Regions from separate parts of the Homo sapiens genome. Here regions 1, 2, 3 and 4 are each linked to region 5. A link is a contact called in ENCODE Hi-C or POLR2A ChIA-PET data. All regions are on one chromosome and are shown on one strand. Each heading gives the region's core, a stretch centred on a gene start or an enhancer-like site at or near the end of the contact. The rest is flanking DNA. Distances are from core to core; before and after follow the strand shown. Region 1 holds the start of ILF3-DT (ILF3 divergent transcript). Region 2 holds the start of DNM2 (dynamin 2). Region 3 holds the start of PDE4A (phosphodiesterase 4A). Region 4 holds the start of ZNF136 (zinc finger protein 136). Region 5 holds the start of SWSAP1 (SWIM-type zinc finger 7 associated protein 1).

Evidence for each region. Hi-C counts contacts between places; a loop is a spot of excess contacts on that map. ChIA-PET counts read pairs that join two places held with the same protein, here RNA polymerase II (POLR2A). Pooled maps may share reads with other maps.
Region 1: a pooled map shows a loop between it and region 5 (14-fold over the local background). The contact joins the promoter of ILF3-DT here to the promoter of SWSAP1 in region 5. A Hi-C loop is called at or near these places in 1 of 168 maps with a recorded cell type or tissue (CD8-positive, alpha-beta T cell), 1 of 37 single-sample maps with no recorded cell type and 7 of 50 pooled maps. POLR2A ChIA-PET finds 5 or more read pairs at or near these places in 2 of 52 experiments (MCF 10A and PC-9).
Region 2: a loop to region 5 is called in a map of CD8-positive, alpha-beta T cell, with 18 times the contacts of the local background. The contact joins the promoter of DNM2 here to the promoter of SWSAP1 in region 5. A Hi-C loop is called at or near these places in 1 of 168 maps with a recorded cell type or tissue (CD8-positive, alpha-beta T cell), 1 of 37 single-sample maps with no recorded cell type and 9 of 50 pooled maps.
Region 3: a pooled map shows a loop between it and region 5 (2.3-fold over the local background). The contact joins the promoter of PDE4A here to the promoter of SWSAP1 in region 5. A Hi-C loop is called at or near these places in 1 of 168 maps with a recorded cell type or tissue (CD8-positive, alpha-beta T cell) and 5 of 50 pooled maps. POLR2A ChIA-PET finds 5 or more read pairs at or near these places in 3 of 52 experiments (GM10248, activated T-cell and activated naive CD4-positive, alpha-beta T cell).
Region 4: a map with no recorded cell type shows a loop between it and region 5 (8-fold over the local background). The contact joins the promoter of ZNF136 here to the promoter of SWSAP1 in region 5. A Hi-C loop is called at or near these places in 1 of 37 single-sample maps with no recorded cell type and 3 of 50 pooled maps. POLR2A ChIA-PET finds 5 or more read pairs at or near these places in 1 of 52 experiments (activated CD4-positive, alpha-beta T cell).

Annotation. Positions count from the first base shown.
Region 1 is chr19:10,651,495-10,655,159 of GRCh38, reverse strand. ILF3-DT (ILF3 divergent transcript) reads left to right here and starts at 1,288. Exons shown (of 1, transcript NR_024333.1): 1 at 1,288-3,298. ILF3 (interleukin enhancer binding factor 3) reads right to left here and starts at 814. Exons shown (of 20, transcript NM_017620.3): 1 at 673-814. RefSeq lists silencers at 487-646, 727-966 and enhancers at 1,057-1,526, 1,767-1,936, 1,802-2,303, 2,304-2,806.
Region 2 is chr19:10,715,575-10,719,350 of GRCh38, reverse strand. It overlaps DNM2 (dynamin 2), which reads right to left and starts at 1,272. Exons shown (of 21, transcript NM_001005361.3): 1 at 948-1,272. The coding sequence starts at 1,108. It overlaps MIR638 (microRNA 638), which reads right to left and starts at 947; the gene lies at 848-947. RefSeq lists enhancers at 114-253, 1,694-1,813, 2,004-2,193 and silencers at 744-1,413, 3,545-3,734.
Region 3 is chr19:10,418,505-10,421,918 of GRCh38, reverse strand. PDE4A (phosphodiesterase 4A) reads right to left here and starts at 1,381. Exons shown (of 15, transcript NM_001111307.2): 1 at 835-1,381. The coding sequence starts at 1,154. RefSeq lists enhancers at 339-528, 1,709-2,588 and silencers at 739-788, 1,019-1,488.
Region 4 is chr19:12,161,786-12,165,476 of GRCh38, reverse strand. ZNF136 (zinc finger protein 136) reads right to left here and starts at 2,381. Exons shown (of 4, transcript NM_003437.5): 1 at 2,271-2,381. The coding sequence starts at 2,273. RefSeq lists enhancers at 2,281-2,440, 2,451-2,540.
Region 5 is chr19:11,373,312-11,376,876 of GRCh38, reverse strand. SWSAP1 (SWIM-type zinc finger 7 associated protein 1) reads right to left here and starts at 2,211. Exons shown (of 2, transcript NM_175871.4): 1 at 1,948-2,211; 2 at 708-1,364. The coding sequence starts at 2,196. The coding sequence ends at 861. RefSeq lists enhancers at 1,482-1,531, 1,552-1,631, 1,862-1,911, 2,132-2,201 and a silencer at 2,302-2,381.

The DNA.
Region 1 (3,665 bases), core at 39-2,538, 720 kb after region 5:
GGCCTGGCTGACCAGAGATTTGGAAACCCGACGAACCCACAAAGGCTTCCTCAGCAATCCGCGTGGGAAGGGGCTTCCAAGGAGGGGGTCCGCCTCTCCGCGACCTGTGAGGACAAAGGAGGCGACTTTTCCCGCCTCGGGAACCTGGGACTCTCCTGGAATCGGGGGCGGGACCGGGACAAAGAGGAGGAGGGGGTAGGGAAGGAGTGAGGAAGGGGGGTCGCCCCGCCGCGGAACTCGGGACCCGAGGGGGTGTGTGCTCCAAGCACGTGCGCGCGTCCCCAGGACCCCCGCAACAGACAAAAGCCCAGCCGCGGGGAGGCGGCAGCCGGGGGCCCGGTGCGCGCGCACCCCCCCGCGCGTGGCGCCGCCGCCGGCCGAGGGGCCGCGTGCGGGGGGGAGCGGCTGCGCGCGCACCGAGTCCTCGCCGCCGCCGCAGCCGCCATTTTGTTTCCTCCGCACAATGGAAGAGAGTTAACGGCCGAGCGCGGGAGCGAGGCCGGCAAGGGAGGAACGGGCCAGGCGCCGGGATGAGGGAACCGGGCGGAGGCGGCGAGCGTGGGATCCCTCCAGCCTTGTCACCGCGAACCCTCAGTGGGGATCTCACTGAGGGCGGGCGGGGGGAGGGGCAGAGGCGGGAGCGGGCCCGGCCGCCGCCACATTGACGCTTACCTTGTCGGCGTCCCCTTCTTCGACCGCAGCCGCCGCCGCCGCCCTCCTGCCACAGCCCGCCGGGGTCTGCCCCCAAAAGCCACGCGGTGCGCGCCGGGCTGCTGGGTCCAACTGCAATGGCGAGAAGAGGAGGAGGAGGAGTCCGGACCGGGGGCGAGCGGGCGGGCGGGCAGGCGCGCGCCGGGGAGGTGCGGGAACACGTGACCGGCTGAAGCCCCGCCCCCTTTGACGCCGCGTTGCGCCTCGACGCAGGCCCAACCCAAATGGGAGGGAGGGGCGAAAAGAGATAAGGGGGGGGCTGAGGGGGTGGGCGTGAGTTGCACGTGGTGCAAGCGGGAGTGTTTGCGTGCGTAGTCACGTGACTTCGGCACCTTTCCCTCCGCTTTCGATAGGTTGCTCCATCATGTGACAATGGCGAATTTCGCGGTTTCCTTCGCCATCTGACAACTTTTGGCGCCTTCCCTTTGCCGTACTGGGAGTCCTCCATCACGTGACGAGGGCACGCTCTGGTTTTCGCTAAGGCGTTTTTTGAGCGGCCATTACCACGTGATGCAAGGCAAGCGTCAGAGGCGGAGCCTCCCTACGGCTGCGACATTTTGCGCCTGCGCGGCCGCCATCTTACGCCCGTCGCCCTGAGTACGTTAGCGGAAATGGCTCCGAGAGGCTTTGACGCATGTGTACCTTTTTAGTGGCGGTATCTCGGCCGGGGATTTTCGGGCTCCAGTGGAGGTGGCTATGCTCACCCCATCTCCCTTGAGAGGCACAGAAGGTTAGAGATGTGTGCGAGGAACGGCCAGGTCCAGCGTCTCCTCGTTGCTGCCCCTTGAGCCCGGGACCGGCGCCAATGCGCGCCCGGGTTCTTGGGTTCTTTCGTCCCGCAGACCTGCCTTGGTGTGGCGTCCCTGGGCCGTAGCTTCCGAAGGCTGCAGCCGACCTGGTCGGGGTCCTCTAGCCCGCCTTCCCCTTCCCCCATTGACAGATGGAGAAACTGAGGCCCAGGCCAAAAAATATCTCACTAGAGGGCTCACCGCCATTTCCTGGAAAAATTGGGGCTGGGACTCAACGGACGCTCGTCCAGCAGCAGCGCGGAGCTCCGAAGTAAAGGCGCCCGTGACCGAGTGCTTTGTCCTTACAAGCGTGGTGTTCTTGAATGCTTCCAGGCGCCTTATGAGGCCCCCGATGTACAATCTGTGCTTAACTAAACCCCACTGTCTTCCAGGGTCAGGTTGGCCATCCGCAGGCGTAGTTGCTAGGAAGGTTTGACAGATGTCCGCCTGTTGATTCAGACGTTCCCAGGATTTGGAGCAAGAAGAGCAAGGAAGGCCAGGCGCGGTGGCTCACGTTTGTAATCCCAGCACTTTGGGAGGCCGAGGCGGGCGGATCACGAGGTCAGGAGTTCGAGACCAGCCTGGCCAGCATGGTGAAACCCCGTCTCTACTAAAAATACAAAAGAAAATTAGCCGGGTGTGGTGGCACATGCCTGTAGTCCCACCTACTTGGGAGGCTGAGGCAGGAGAATTGTTTGACCTGGCAGGCGGAGGTTGCAGTGAGCCGAGATTGCGCCACTGCACTCCAGTCTGGGCGACAGAGCGAGACTCTGTCTCAGAAAAAAAAAAGAGCAAGGAGGTGTTGAAAATGGGTTTCCTGGCTGGGCGTGGTGGCTCACGCTTGTAATCCCAGCACTTTGGGAAGCTGAGGTGGGCGGATCACTTGAGGTCAGGAGTTTGAGACCAGCCTGGCCAACATGGTGAAACACCGTCTCCACTAAAAATAGAAAAATTAACTGGGTGTGGTGGAGGGCGCCTGTAATCCCAGCTAATCAGGAAGCTGAGACAGGAGGATCGCTTGAACCCAGGAGGCGGAGGTTGCAGTGAGCCGAGATTGCTCCATTGCACTCCAGCCTGGGCGATAGAGTGAGACTCAGCCTCAAAAAAAAAAAAAAAAAAAAATTCGCCAGGTGTGGTGGTGTGCGCCTATAATCCCAGCTACTCAGGAGGCAGAGGCACAAGAATGGCTTGAATCACTTGAACCTGGGAGGCAGAGGTTACAATGAGCCGAGATGGCACCACTGCACTCCAGCCTGGGCGACAGAGCGAGACTCCGACTTCCCATCTTAAAAAAAAAAAAAAAAAAAAAAAAGAAGTGTAAAGATGTGATTATGTGGCAGGGGGTAAGGGTTAAAAAGAAAACAAGAACAAGTTTTCCTCTGCTTAGCCAGCTTACTTCAAGGACAGTTATAACACTGAAAAGTCGAGGCCAAAGGAATGGGCTCCAGACAGCCTCCTCCGGAGCAAAGTTGAAAAGAAAAATTCCTTTACTGTCTCTCCTTTTCTGAACCATTAAATATGACTGTTTGCCAATGGTTGTATTTAGTAAGATTTGTAGACTCTGTTTTTCTTTTGACACAGCTGCAAGGCCAACAGCTGTGCAAAGCCACAAGTTATGCTAAGTCAGCAGTTATGCTATAGATTACATGACCTGTGACTGTATCATTAACTGCTTTTGTTTTGCTTCTGTAAGTTTGCCTATAAAAACCACACTCAGTCTTTGTTCAATGGTCAGCTTTTCAGATACAAATCCACTGAGCCGGTGTACATCTAAATAAATCCTCCTGTTTCCCGTGTCAGTCTCTCTGGTCCTTTGTTTCCTGCAACAATTACAGAAATGAGTGCCTAGCCGGGCATGGTGGCTCACGCCTGTAATCCCCACACTTTGGGAGGCCGAGGCTGGAGGATCCCTTAAGCCCAGGAGTTTGAGGCCAGCTTGAGCAACATGGCAAAACCCAGTCTCTACAAAAATTAGCTGAGCGTGATGGCCTGTGTCCATAGTTCCATCTACTTGGGAGGAGTAGGTGGGAGGATCACTTGAGCTGTGGAGGTCCAGGCTGCAGTGAGCCGTGATGGAGTCACTGCACTTTTCAGCCTGGATGGCACAGCTAGACCGTCTCAAAAAAGAAATGAGTGCATGCTGTACCCTCTGCTTTTCTATTTTAT
Region 2 (3,776 bases), core at 23-2,522, 660 kb after region 5:
TTCTAGCACTCGGAAAGGAATCCTGAAGTAAGGTACCCCCAGAGTCCTCCTTCCAGCTGAGAGGGGAAGTAGGGTCCAAACCTCCTCCTTCAGCTCTGTTCTCCCCTCTACCCTCCTACCACCCCTTTCCAGAGCCGTTGTGCCAGACACTCAGGGGTAGTCATGGGCAGACTAGGAGATGGCCAGACAGACAGAAGAATTCACACGGAAGAGAGGAGCCAGCGCTAGCCAGGAATCAAGCTGTAAGAGTCAGCCAGAGAGAATCAAACAGGGTCCCCTAGGAGTCAGCTAGCCAGTCAGACAGTAGAGGCCAGCTGGTGTCACCCAACAGAGGGACTGCTCAGTGTTAAAGTCTGTGAGGGGCACGGATGGGCGGCCAGACAGCAGAGGTCACCCTGGACAGCTAGCCAGACAGCAGGGGGCTGCCAGGTGGGACTGGACAGATGGACAACCAAATGGTGGTGGCAGGGAGGCTTGCCCAGGACAGAGAGACAGCCAACCAGACGGCGGGGGCAGCTCCAGATACAAGAACAAGCCAGCCAGACCGCAGCGGTCGCCCCAATAGATATCTAGATGGCCGGTTTCACCTCTGATGGACAGCCCGAAAGAGCAGAAGAGGGATCTACCCCAGACCCACGGCCAACCAGATGGCAGACTTCACCCACGAAAGCTGGGACCAGATGGACCGCAGGGTTCCAGCGCACCTCCTGTCCTACGGCGCCCTGGCCCGTGACACCGCCCCTGGGGCCCGGGCCTGCTCCGGAGCCCCTGCAGGGAGTCCTCTGCCCAGGGCGTCCCACAGGGCCCGCCTCCCCGACCCCGTCCGGTTCCCCGCCGCGGGCACGCAAGCGCCGCAGTTACGCCGGCGGCGCACGGCGCGCCATTCCCGGTCCGCCCTCCGCGCCCTAGGCCGCCACCCGCCCGCGATCCCTGCCGCGCCCGCTCACCGGCCCACGAAGTTCTCCAGCACCGAGCTCTTGCCGGCGCTCTGGCCGCCCACTACAGCGATCTGCGGCAGGTCCAGGTGGCAGCTCTGGCCGATGGAGCTGAAGGCGTCCTGCAGTTTGTTGACCAGCGGGATCAGCTCTTCCATCCCGCGGTTGCCCATGGCGCCGGCGGCCCCCGGCCCGAGCGCCCTGCGCTCCTCGCCCGCCGCCGACCCTCAACGACCTGGCCCCGCGGCGTCTGTAGCCGTTGCTCCCCGCCCGCCCGGGCCTCGGCAAGACGCCCGCTCCCGGCTCGGCCTCACGGTCGCCGCCTCATCCGGTTCTCAGGCGACACCCGACCCGAGCGACCTCCCGCCCCGGCCCCGGGGGCTGCGCCCAAAGCACTCGCGCCGCACGCGACTGGCCTGCTGCACCGCCACTCGGATACACTAGCCAATAAAAACTAGGCACGGGCCTATGGTTGAGTAAACCTTCCCCCTGGGGACCGTCTTGCTGACTTATTGGACAAAAGAACCGTCACTGTTGTGCAACAGCCAATAGCGGCAGAAAGCAAGTTGTCAAGAGAGGAAGGGGGTGTTTCCGAAAAAGGCACGTTGGCTCTGCCCATTGGCGAAGTTCCACCATCTTATTGGCAGGCAGACGTGCCAGTAGACAATGTGGACCAATGGTGTTGGGGATTGAGCTACTACCTCGTTCCCTAAGAATTTCCCATTGGTTCATATAAATATCACTTCGTTGCTCCAGCCAACCAGGCAAAAGAGGGCGGGCTTTAACATCCGAATCTTGACTATCATTGAGAACCATATCTGTCAATCAGAAAAACTCCCGTTCTTCCTTGTGATTGTTGGATGTCTGCAACAGCCTTCTGAAGTATAGGATAGATCCCACCGTACTCGCTCAAGGGCGACACCTCGTGGTGGGATCCGATGTCTCGATTTTTGAGTTTCCTGGCACTGGGGAAAACTACAAGTCCCAGAGCGCATCTCAGTTCCCAGACTGCAAACCAGCTCTGGGAGCAGGGTCCCAATGCGCTCTGCAAATGGTAGAGGCCAAGTCATTGCTTCCTAGGGATAGAACGCAATAAAATCACTCCTCCACGCCTTTGCAAATGCTGTGCCCTTTCTGCTCACGCCCGATCTTGACGCCGCTAACACTCCAATGTTTTCCCCCACTTCTTCAACTTTAGCAGATCATGAATCTTTTTTCTTTTCTTTTTTTTGAGGCGGGGTACTCACTCTGTCACCCAGGCTGGAGTGCAGTAGCGCGATCTTGGCTCACTGCAACCTCCGCCTCCCCGGTTCAACCAATTCTCCTGCCTCAGCCTCCCGAATAGCTGGGATTACAAGTGTGAGCCACCACGCCCAGCTAATTTTGTATTTTTAGTAGACGGGGTTTCACCATATTGGCCAGGCTGGTCTCGAACGCCTGGCCTCAAGTGATCCGCCCGTCTTGGCCTCCCAAAGTGTTGGAATTACAGGTGTGAGCCACCGCGTCTAGCTAATGAATCTTCTTTTCTTAGAAACTGGGTCCTTACTCTGTTGCCCAGGCTGGGGTGCAGTAGTGCACTCATAGCTCAATTCAACAAGCACCTGGGCTCAAACGATCCTCCCGCCTCAGCGTCCCGAGTAGCTGGAACCACAGACGTGCGCAACTATGCCCAGCTAATTATTTTTATTTTATTTTTTATAGAGACAGGGTCTTGCTGTGTTGTCCAGGCTGGTCTCAAACTCCTGCGCCCAAACGACCCTCACAGGCCGGCCTCCCAAAAGTGCTGGGATTACATGTGTGAACCCCCCCAACTGGCTTTAGATCTTTTTGAGTACCCACTAAAACTCAACAAATCCTCTCCCCGTGAAAAGACACGCTATTTTGTAGGCAAAATTGGGGTTCTGGGAACTGGAACTCCTGACAGTGGACAGAGACAAATAGGAGGATTTGAAGTGTTTTGACCCCTCTGGAGACAAATAGGCCAGAGACAAGGAAACCCAGTGAGAAGGCAGGAGCAGGTAAGTGCTCTGACCTGAGGCAGCACAAGAAGATGGAGAAAGAGGAGGAGGGTGGCTCATGGCATTTGCCTGTTTTGTGACCCAAAACCCCAGGTCTCAAAGAAATAGGCAAAAAGCGCCAGGTGCGGTGGCTCATGCCTGTAATCCCAGCACTTTGGGAGGCCAAGGAGGGCAGATCACCTGAGGTTAGAGGTTCGAAACCAGCTTGGCTAACATAGTGAAACCACGTTTCTACTAAAAATACAAAAAATTAGCCAGGCGTGGTGGTGCGTGCCTGTAATCCCAGCTACTCGAGAGGCTGAGGCAGGAGAATCGCTTGAACACGGGACGCAGAAGTTGCGGTGAGCTGAGATCGCACCGCTGCACTCCAGCCTGGGCAACAAGAGCAAAACCCCGTCTCAAAAACAAATAAACAAACAAACAAAAACGTTGAGGAAACTCTTCATGTACTGAAGTATAAATAATTTGAGATATACTAAGAGGAAAAAACAAGCAAGGTACAGAACTGTGTGTGAAGGATGCTGACATGCATGAAAACCATATGTACACACGGAAAATTGCTGGAAAAATACATAAATTGATAAAAGTAGTTGCACTTTTGATGTGATTTGAATTGTGGATTACATACATGTATTACTTTTTCACTTTTTTTTTTTTTTGAAACAGAGTCTTGCTCTGTAGCCCAGGCTGGAGTGCAGTGATGCAATCTCAGCTCACTGCAACCTCCGCCTCCCGGGTTCAAATGATTCTCCTGCCTCAGCCTTTCAAGTAGCTGGGACTACAGGCGCCTGCCACCATACCTGGCTAATTTTTGTATTTTTAG
Region 3 (3,414 bases), core at 132-2,631, 950 kb after region 5:
CAGAAGCTCACACAGAGCACACAACTGAGGTAGCCACAGCTGGTCATACCCGGACAGCTGGAGCAAACGGAGGTCAATCGGAGAATACCCTCAGAGGAGACCAAGCTCAACACACATGCACCCTCACTATGCTGTCACCTCTGCAGTCAGGGACTCCTTCCCTCTGTGCTGGGACTGCGCCCCCCCTCCACTGTTTCCTGCCTCTGAACAGCTACTTAACGCTAACACTCTTGCCCTGAGAGGGGAACTCCAATCTAACGCAAGGCTCCCAAAACAGTGCTCCCCCAAGAGGCACCCTCTGGATTTCTGACCCCAGCTGCTGCAGGAGGAGTCCACTAACATCCCCGCAATAGAGTCCTCCATCCCCTAGAAGGACCCTGAGAGCACCCCACCCTGAAGTAAAGATCCTGGTCCTAGCAGGCACCCCCTTATGGAGTGCTCCAAGAGTACCCCAAACACTGCGAATCTAGCCCTCAGTATAGTGCCCCCAGGAAGGTCCCTCCAAGTGGTTCCCAGCTTAGCAGCTGTTCTGCACTGTCACCAAGAATACAGACCCCTAAGTGTGCAGCCCCCTTCCCCAACCCAGACCTCGTTAACACCACGCGCAGCGTGGCGCCCCCTAAATGGACCCCAGGATGGGCTTCAGCAGGAAGCCTCCCGTAGAGCGCACAACCAGGGGCCAGGTCCCAGACGCCCCCGCAGCCGAATTCCCTCCGCCCCCGCCAGCCAAACCGACCCCACCCGCATCCTAGCGCCCCCTGCGGCCGGCAGCTCGAGTTGCCTCCTCCCTGCGCGCCCATCCGTTCCGCGCGCATCCGCCGCGGGGAGTCTTACCGCCTGCTGCTGCCTCCGCCCGCGCCGCCGCTGCCGGTGCCAGTGCCATGGAAGGACGAGGGCCAGGACATGCGGGTCGTGCGCAGGCCGGGCCGGTCGCTGGTGTCCATGGCATCGGCGCGCTCTATGGGCCGGTGCGGCTGCCGCTCCCGCTCGGCGCGCTCCGCGCTGTCGGAGTAGCCGCGCTGCTGGATACGGATGGGGGTCCGAGGCTGCCGCCACAGGTGCTGCGGGGGAGGCTTCAGGGTGGCCTGGCCCTCCCGGGGCCCGGGCAGTGACAGAGACAGGCTCCTTTCCGAGGGGACGGTCGGGGGTTCCATGGCGCCGGCCCCCACTTGCGCCCCAGGGGGCCCTGGCCCTTCCAACCTACACCCCGCTCAGCTGCGCGCAAGCCAGCGAGCCCAGGGCCCCGCGGGTGCGCCCGGCCGCGGTAGGGCCATGGCGCCCCGGGGACAGACCCGGGGGCGCTGCGGGCCAATCGCCCCCGGGCCGGGCTCTGCAGCTTCCTTTCGGCGCCTGGAGCTCTGCTCAGTGCCCGGCGGCGCTCTCCGCGCTCCGCGCTCCGCGTTCCGCGGCCCGCTCGGCGCCAGCCCCGGCTCCTCCGCCCCGTCCCGCCCCTCCCCGCCCCCCGCCCGCCGCGGCTGTCAGCGCCGCCCCCCTCCTCCTCCGTCCGGGCCAGCGGGGGGCAGCTACCTAAGGAGGGGGGCCCTTCCCGCCCACGCAGATCCCCGCTCCGGGCTGGGAGGGGGCGCTGGAACTCGTCTGTCTTCAAAGCACCCTGCTTGGCCGCGGCGCGCACAGGCACGAAGGAGTTAAACGGTTAATCCGATCTGGAAGCAGACACCGGACTGGTTGCCAGAGTGTCAGTCAGTCGGTCCATCATGGCGAGGGCGGAGTCCGGTGTTGGCGTGTCCTCGCCGCTACCCCTGGCGGGGGGCAGTTTTTGAGGAGTGGTCCTAGTGCCACCGGCGCGGTACCTGCAGCGGGCGGCGGCAGAGTGTGTGGGATCTCCTGTCTGTGCGTCGGAGGATAGTGATGGTGCGGGCCCGGGGCGGGATGTGCGCGCACGTGGCCTCTTCCGAGGGTTGTCTGTGTTTTCAGTGTCGGCTGGAAGTGTGTGTGCGCACGTGGTTGGCTGCTGTTGTCTGCCCGTTTCTCTGGATTTGGCTGTGTGTATAACTGTGTGTGTCTGTGGGTGAAGGATGTGTGCGCACATGTGCTACCTATTTGGAGGATGTGCATCCCTACGTGGTCTTTTTTCAGGTGGCCTGGGGACTGTGAATGTGTTCTCAAGCGCTTGGATGCGTTTGTGGTCGGTGTGTGCTTGCGGAGTTGTGCACGCGATTCGGCCTCTGTCGTCTGACTGTAGTGTCGGAGGACGTCTATGTATGTTAGTGTGTGCGTGTGCGTGAGTGTATGTGTGTGGTCGGCCTGGGGCCTCTGGGGTGTTTCTGGGGTGTGTCCCATTGGTTCCCTTGTGGCTCCAGGAAGACACCCTGTGGCGGATACCGCAGCTGCCGGCCCACCGCTCTATACATCGCTGCCTCTTCTAAAGCGCTTCTGCCAGAGGTAAACTGAGGAAGGTCCCAGGTAGCCGCGGAGCGCACCCCCGTGCCCTTTTCAGGCGAGTAAACAGGCGAGCCTCCTCCCTGCGGCCCCCGCCAGCAGAGCCCCCCTTCCGGCACCTAAATCGGGAGTCGCCGTGACTCACGCTCCCGCCTCCCCCAGCGCCGCGCCGAGCGAGCAAGCAGAGAGCGAGCGGGATCCGAGTGCGCCCCCATCCCCCTCAACCCCCCCAAGGATGGCTGCTGGGCGGGGGGAGTGCACGCGCCCGCGTGTCCCACCGCCCCCCCCCCCCACGCCGATAAGAGCTCGAACGCGAAACTGCTCTGCTGCGGGACCCGGGGACCAGACCCCTGCCCCCGTGCGCCCCCTGTCACGGGCTCCCCAGGGCACGCGATGCCGTTTGCCACCGCCCTCCCCCCGCGCCCTTCTCCTTATTTGAAAAAAAAAAAAAAAAAAAAAAAAGACTGCCGGTCTTCAACCCCCACAGCCACTTTTCTCCCCGCCAGAGGGGGCTCCCGGCGTGGGCGAACGCCGAGCAAAAACCGGCCCCCCCATCAGCAGCCGCCGGGTATTCCAAGGGCCAAAACTGTGTTCCCCACTTCTCTCAGGAACACCCCCCCCATTACACACTCAAAACGGCTTCTAGGGAATTTGCAGGGGCTGTGAGTTCTCCCCAGATCATATTTGAGAGTCCTGGGCTGGGCCAAATTCTTGGCGGGGTATGCTGTAACGTTGGTTAGAGATCTGGAAGCGGGTGGGAGTGCGTAATGTGAGGTGGGTGGGGGTGTCAGGACACAGCTGGGGTTGCAGAAGAAGGAGGAAACGAGGAGCGGTGGCCTGAGCTGGGGGATAAACTGATCTGGACCTGAGGCTAGTGGGATGGGCGTGGAGAGGTATAATTAAGCAGCTCCAGGGGCGAGAGACAGTCACTTGCTCTCCCTATCTGGAAATGAACCATTGGACCATGACGGAAACAGAGACCCTGGAACCCTCCAATTGAGTAGATGGGGGTGG
Region 4 (3,691 bases), core at 1,132-3,631, 790 kb before region 5:
CCCCTGAAATCTACCTCTTGGGAAATACATTATCTTCTCTATGAAGCTCTACTGATAAAATGCACTTTCAACTAAATGAAATACTCAAGCTGAACTTGTTGTTAAGGCAAGAATCCCAGGGAGAAGCAGTGCTGACCTGGAATACAGACATTCGTCTGACTCCAGTGTCAGCAGAGGTCATCTTATCTATCAGTTGGAACATCCCTCTACCCCCATAGTGCTCACTGAAATGCTCAGTGACCACCCGCCCAAGAGACACTGCATTACGCGACACTGTGTACCCAAAGTGCATTTTGTTTTTCAGGTTATTCCACCACCTCGCTGAGATAGTTTTTCTCCCTTCACAAGGCTGAGAGAATACAAAGGACAGGAATCATTTCCGTCTTTTCCCTTGTCGACCTAAAAAGTAGAGGCTGAAACACAAAATATGACCCAAAGTGTCTGAAAAAGGGGGACAGGATGTGGGCTGATACAAAGTTGTTTGTCAGGAATTCTCACTGATTTACAGAAGTAACATTGATAAGCGCGTGGCTATGCACTGTTAAGCTATAGGGTGTGGGTTCCAGGGTCCCGTGTTGCATTAGTAAGTTGATTATACCTACTTGTGGCAATAGCAGTTTCAAAAGATGAATTCATAGCTTCAGGGAGTTAGAAGGTGATTGCTGTATCACTTGAATGTCTCTATGTGCCCGTTCATTTAAAAGGACCCACATTTATCAGACGAAAATTATTTTTTTGAGGCCGGGTACAGTTACGCCTGTAATCCCAGCACTCTGGGAGGCCAAGGCAGGCGGATCGCGAGGTCAGGAGATCAAGACCATCCTGGCTAACAAGGTGAAACTCCGTCTCTACTAAAAACACAAAAAATTAGCCGGGCGTGGTGGCATGCGCCTGTAGTCCCAGGTACTGGGGAGGCTGAGGCAGGAGAATCGCTTGAATCCGGGAGGCAGAGGTTGCAGTGAGCCGACATCACGCCACTGCACTCCAGCTTGGGCGACAGAGAGACTCCGTCTCAAAAAAAAAAAAAAAAAAAAAAAGTTATCTGGGAGTGGTGGCGCAAAACTGTGGTCCCAACTACAGGGGAGGCTGAGGCAGGAGAATCGCTTGAACCCAGAAGATGGAGGTTGCAGTGAGCCGAGATCACGTCACTGCACTCCAGCCTAGGCGACAGAGCGAGACTCTTTCAAAACACACAAAAAATTTTCTTTTCTCAATCCTCAATACCAGCATCTGATTGGCTGACCACCAGTGTGTCTCCAAAGGATGGAAACTGGGGTTGGGGGAGGAAAAGCTGAGTGCCCCCAGAGGTTGGCTATTTAGAAGCAGGGTATGCTAGATTTATCCTAGTCCCAGGGCATTCTCCCAGCCTTCTATTTCAACTGTCCTCTAGGAAGACTCACCCAAGACCCAATATTCACTAGATCCTCCAAGAGACTTGGCAGCTGTGGGCAGCTTGAGTCAGCCCCAGACAGTTTTGAAACCCAGAACCAGGAAAAAATAAATAGGAGGGGGCGCTGAAGGCATATCACCCTGTAAAGATTCCAAAGGGGAACCTCAACTCAAAGACATTCTGATGAGGTATCTGTGCATAGAGGAGACAAAAGGACAAGCACAAAGGTTTCTTACAGCGGAGTGTCAAGGCTATGAACAGAAAACAAACCTTGATGAAAGAGTAATCCATTGCTTTGTTGAAAAATAAACAATGAAAGCACAATATCTGAAATGTAGAATATAGGAGAAACGGTTGCTAATGTCGTGAATGGAAGGGGAGAGGTTGGCGTTTGGAAAAGCGAAAAGAGAACAGGAAATTTGGGGATTTACTGCAAGCCCTGGAAACAGCAGGCTGGGGGACAGAGTGAGGATTTGGGACCCTGCATCCCATACACTTAGAAAACTCAGGGAAAAACGGGTGTCCTCTGTGGAGAGAAAAGGAACTGGGAACCTCATACACCACAGCTCCTTCCACGCACAAGTCAGGATTTCCCCCACCCCATGACCCTCGCGTGGGCCCCGCACAATCTGAAGAGACTTGGGTCTTCGGGGCCGGGGCCGCAATCGCGGCACAGGGCGGGACGAGGACGCCCGGGGTCCCGGCTGCCGGCCCAGCCCCACCCTGAGGCCGAGGGTACCAAGGGCTGAGCTGCGCCAGAGGGACTCGGTACGCAGACCCAGAGTCGCCCACGGGAAGGCCCGGGCCGCGCCACAGCCAGTTCCGGTCGTCCAACCAGCCCCTCCTCCCTGTCTCGGGACGCAGGGCCCGACACACTCACCATTTCCTGACTCCCGGGTGTCCCAGCTTCCTCCCTCCGGATCCCAAGGCAGGTACAGGAAACCGCGCCACAGAGACTCCAGGCGAGCCACTCTGGGCCTCTGGGACTAGCGAAGCGAAACCAAGTACGGCAGACGCGAGAAATGAAAATCCCGCGAGAAGGTTGAACGTCTGCAGCTGCGTCCCCGACGGCGCGCCTGATTGGACCGATCGCAGAGCTCCTCCCCGGTGCCCCTGATTGGGTACAGCTTCGGGCTCTGCCCCCTGCATCTTGACAGATGTGAATGACAGGAGATGTGAAGCATAGATGAGTGAAGCGGGAATGAGGGGTCTTGGCCCCAGCCCTCAAACGCAGGGTGGACTTCTTCCCCTCGTCCCCTTCACTGTACTTGGTCTGCGGGGGATGGGGAGATGGGAGATACTTGCATTTTAGCAGAACTTAATCCGGGTTTACCAAAGGAGATACTTCCTGTACTCAGTGGGTCATTTCTTCATCTACCTCTTGCATGAGGAGTCACAGGTGTGCGCAGGGAGTTCCAGGCAGGACTGGAACAGAAGAAAGGGCGTGATATTCCCAGGGATCGGAAATTTGGGATGAGGATATGGGAAGCGTGCCCAAGGCTTTCTCATACCATACCTCTTTATCTCTCTCTATTTTTTACTTTATTTACTTATTTATTACTTTATTTACTTATTTATTACTTTATTTATTTATTTGAGACAGGGTCTAGCTCTGCCACCCAGGTTAGAGTGCAATGGCATGATCATAGCTCACTGCAGCCTCCATCTCCTGGGTTCAAGCGAACCTTCCGCTTCAGTCCCCTGAGTAGTAGAGACTACAGGTACATGCCACCAAGCCCGGCAAATTCTTTAATTTTTTGTAGAGACGGGATTTCGTTTGTTGTCCAGGCTGGTCTTGAACTCCTAGCCTCAAGTGAACCTCCCACTTTCGCCTCCCAAATCAATCTACTCATTTTCACCCAAGAAAATAAAAAACTGCCAACAAGTGAATAAAATTATTAAATACATGGAAAAACAAGTTCTATTTCCGTAATCTGTAAAGAAATCAAAAGGGAAGTAAAGCGAAAATTTGAACTAGCTCAGATAAGCAGGGCACTTCAGAACATTTAAAAAGGAAAAGATGAATTCAGAAGGTAGAACATATTCCCAAGCTTAAGAGTCAGTGACTGCTGAAGTGGAGCCACAGAGTACATTAGACCCTGATGATGAGGCAGGAAACCTAAGGATTTAACTCTGGGAGCTCAACATGCCCTCCTGTCACAGCATCACAATGTGGGAACGCTCCCTCCTTCAATACCTTAATAATTTACACCAGCAGAAAACTCTCACCTGTGGTCAATTTAGGCCCCTTGAAATTCCAACCTCTCTAGCTCATAAACCATTTCTCTGGAACGCTACCTA
Region 5 (3,565 bases), core at 962-3,461:
CGGGTTCAAGCAATTCTCCTGTCTCAGCCTCCCAAGTAGCTGGGAGTACAAGTGCATGCCACCATGCCTGGCTAAATTTTGTATTTTTAGTAGAGACGGGGTTTCACCATGTAGGCCGGGCTGACCTCGAACTCCTGACCTCAGGTGATCCACCTGTCTCGGCCCCTAAAAACACACACACGTACCAGGGCATGTGTGCAAGAATGTTCGCAGCAGTAAATAAGGCAATCTGATGAAGAAATCAGGGTATAGTCACCCATGGAATTATATGCAATATGGAAAAAGGAATGAACTAAAAAAATGTAGATGAATCTTAGTAACAACGTTGAGTGCAAAAAGAAGGAAGTCTCAAACTTTTTTTTTTTTTTTTTTTTGAGATGGAGTCTCGCTTTGTCACCCAGGCTGGAGTGTAGTGGCACAATCTCGGCTCACTGCAACCTCCGCTTCCTGGGTTCAAGCAATTCTCCTGCCTAAGCCTCCTGAGTAGCTGAGACTACAGGCACCTGCCACCACACCCAGCTAATTTTTTTTGTACTTTTAGTTGATACAGGGTTTCATCATGTTGGGCAGGCTGGTCTCCAACTCCTGACCTCTGGTGATCTGACCGCCTCAGCCTCCCAAAGTGCTGGGATTACAGGCGTGAGCCACCACGCCTGGCCTGAAGCTCTTTTTATAAAGTTTAAAGCAATGAAACTATAAACAACATATTGATTGGGTAAAATATATACAAGATAATGCTATACTTTTAAAAGAGAAAAAGCACTTTACATTGTTTAGGTCTTTGGATCTGCATATGTCCCTGAGGTAAGTATTCCAGCCATGGGAAACTGAAGCACAGAGAGGTAGTCACCCACCAAAGCTCAGGGCTGGCCTCCAGAGCTTGAACCCTTGCCTGAGCTGGGGTCACCAGCCTGGGTGGGCCACGGAGCGATCATCATTTCTCCATCTGATCGGAAAGTCACCCACCACTCTGTTCTGGGGCCCAGCCCGCCTGGCTCCAGGCAGGCTCGGAGGCCGTGCTCTCCTGGACCTGGTGCATCTGGCTGCAGCCAGCACTGGGCAGGAAAATACCGCTGGAGCAGTGCCAGGTGCAGGACGTCCCCACTACCTGCTTCCTCCTGGGTCTGGAGGGCCACCATGAGCCCACAATCCCGGCCAGGCCCAAGCCGGTGGCTGAAGTGGGCAGCTGTGTCTAGAAGTAAGGCAATGAGGTAGGCGGCTTCCTGGGGCTCTGGGTCTTCCGCTAGGTACTCTTCTAGGCCGTCGAGCAGCAGAAGGGAGGGGGCTGGCCCCGGGGCCTCATGGGCAGAGCACAGGAGCCGGAAAAGCTCTCGGGTTGAGGGTGGGTACTGGAAGCGGATCTTCTAGAAGGAGAAACAGAAGGAAAGGGCCGGATTCAGCACAGGAAGCCAGACTCCTTAAAAGTAACCCTGCCTCCTTGCATACTTTCCTTGGTTCCAGGATGAACCAGTTCAGAGCTGTTAAATATTCTTATATTCGCCCGTTTTTCCAGCACTCATCACTGCCGAGTATTAGTTGAGGGCAAGCCATTTTTGCTTGTTTGTTTTTGGCCAAATCTCTAGCGCAATTTTTCCACGGAAAACCCTCCCCCAGCATTCTCGGTCTGACCCCATCCTTGACACTAACAGGAACCAACTCAGGTCCAGAATGGACCCAAGCTTAGCCCCGCCCCTTGATGGGCCGGACTTCAATCTCTGGGCACCGCCTCTTGCTAACACCGCCCATCATTGGATGGGCTCTCACTTCAATCTTAACTAAGCTCCGCGTGGTGCCACTCCTCACTCCGCCTGCCTGACTCCGCCCCATCGTGGCTGCCCTGGCTCGCTCTTCCACCGTCCTCTCCATTGGCTTGTCTACCTGTTACTCAATATCCCGGATCTACTCCACCATTGGCTAGAACGCCTCTGCTCCCACCCCCACGGTTACCTGGAGTCGCATTGGGTCTAGAGTCGTTCCGGTCCCGCGGGGCATGCTTTGAAGAGGCCTTCGTGTCAGGAAGAGGACTGGGCCTTGGCCCTCCCCCGCCGCCTCTAGGGCCGCAGCAAATAGCAGCGCTGTTTTTCCAGATCCTGGTGTACCGAGCAGCAGCAAAGGCGGTCCGGCGGCAGGCATGTTCTCCTCCCCGGACCAGGCCGCACCGCCCCTGGTTAGCACCCGCCTCAGCGTCTCCGCCATTCGCCGCGTAGCTCTGACCAATCGGTGGCTCGTTCCCAGCCTTAGTCCCGCCCAAGCCGTGGCCGCATCGGTACAGTTCACTTAGTTTCTCTATTGGTCTAGGAATCTGTCCATCAAAACTCGATTCCTCAGGTGAATGGGCAAATGGTTAGAACCTATGCGGAGGAATGGGTGCATTCGAGGGAAATAAGACCCTTCCCTGAGGGAGGCTGCTGGGGGAACCAGCACGAATACTATTATTGTCAGCTAATCAGACAAATATAAGGGTTGAAAGTTGGAGGAGTAGACCAGAATGAGTGACATATTATTTAAAGGCTCCTAGCCTCAGTTTGCCCTGCTGTAAAATGGGGCTTATGATATCTCAGAGGAGTATTGTGATCGGCATGTATTTGTGTGTGGTTTTGCTGATGTCATCCAATGACAACTGAGAGTTTTGGAGAGGGGGATGAGCTGTGTGCTTGTCTTTCTGTGCACCTGAGTATGGGCCGGAGTGTGTGTCTGGGGACACAGGCTCGTGGACAAAACATCAACGGCCATCCCCGAAAGTCTGTGAGATGAAGCCTCTCAACTTACTTCCTCACTGGCTAAGGGGTTCTGTGGGGCCGCCTTTGTGGTACGGGGGGAAGGCAGGACCGCAGGACAAAGAAGGAAGCAGGAGAGATAAAGAGACAGGAGCTGGAAGACTGAAGGAGAGATACAGCAGGGACATTGTCTTGTTCACTTCTGTTCTCCAGTACCGAGAATAGCACCTAGCACATTTGTAGGTTCTCAAATACGTGCTCGTTAAGACAATGAAGGAAGGGAGGTGGGATTGATGAGAAACAGGGAGAAAGGGAGGAACAAAGTGAATGATCGTGATCCCTGGCTGGATCTTCTCACCCAGACTTCGCCCCAGAGCTGCCACTCACGCCTGTGTTGCCCTGGCAACCTTGTCTCCTGGTAACTCCAAAGTGGTGCCGTTGCCTGGAGACCCAGGGGCAGGGAGAAAGTGAGATTTCCTGGGCTTTCTCTCTCCCTCTGGGACCAGAAAACAGCTCCACGACATCCCCCAACACACCCACTCACACAGCTGGGCTCACTCACACCCCTCTACACACACACACACACACACACACACACCATGGCATCTCTGAATATATTCTACTTTCAGAATCCCCATCATCCACATGCTCCAACCTTGCCCTATCCTGACACAAAGCATCCCATACAAACTCTGTCCCACATTCATCCCCCACACCCTTTCTCTTGCAAAACACGCAACTATGACATTGCCACTACACACACAGACACACACAGTGAAGCACACCGATACACTGCGCTGTCAAACACGCCACCTCAGCCCCCATCCCCCAGCAGATATACAACGCAT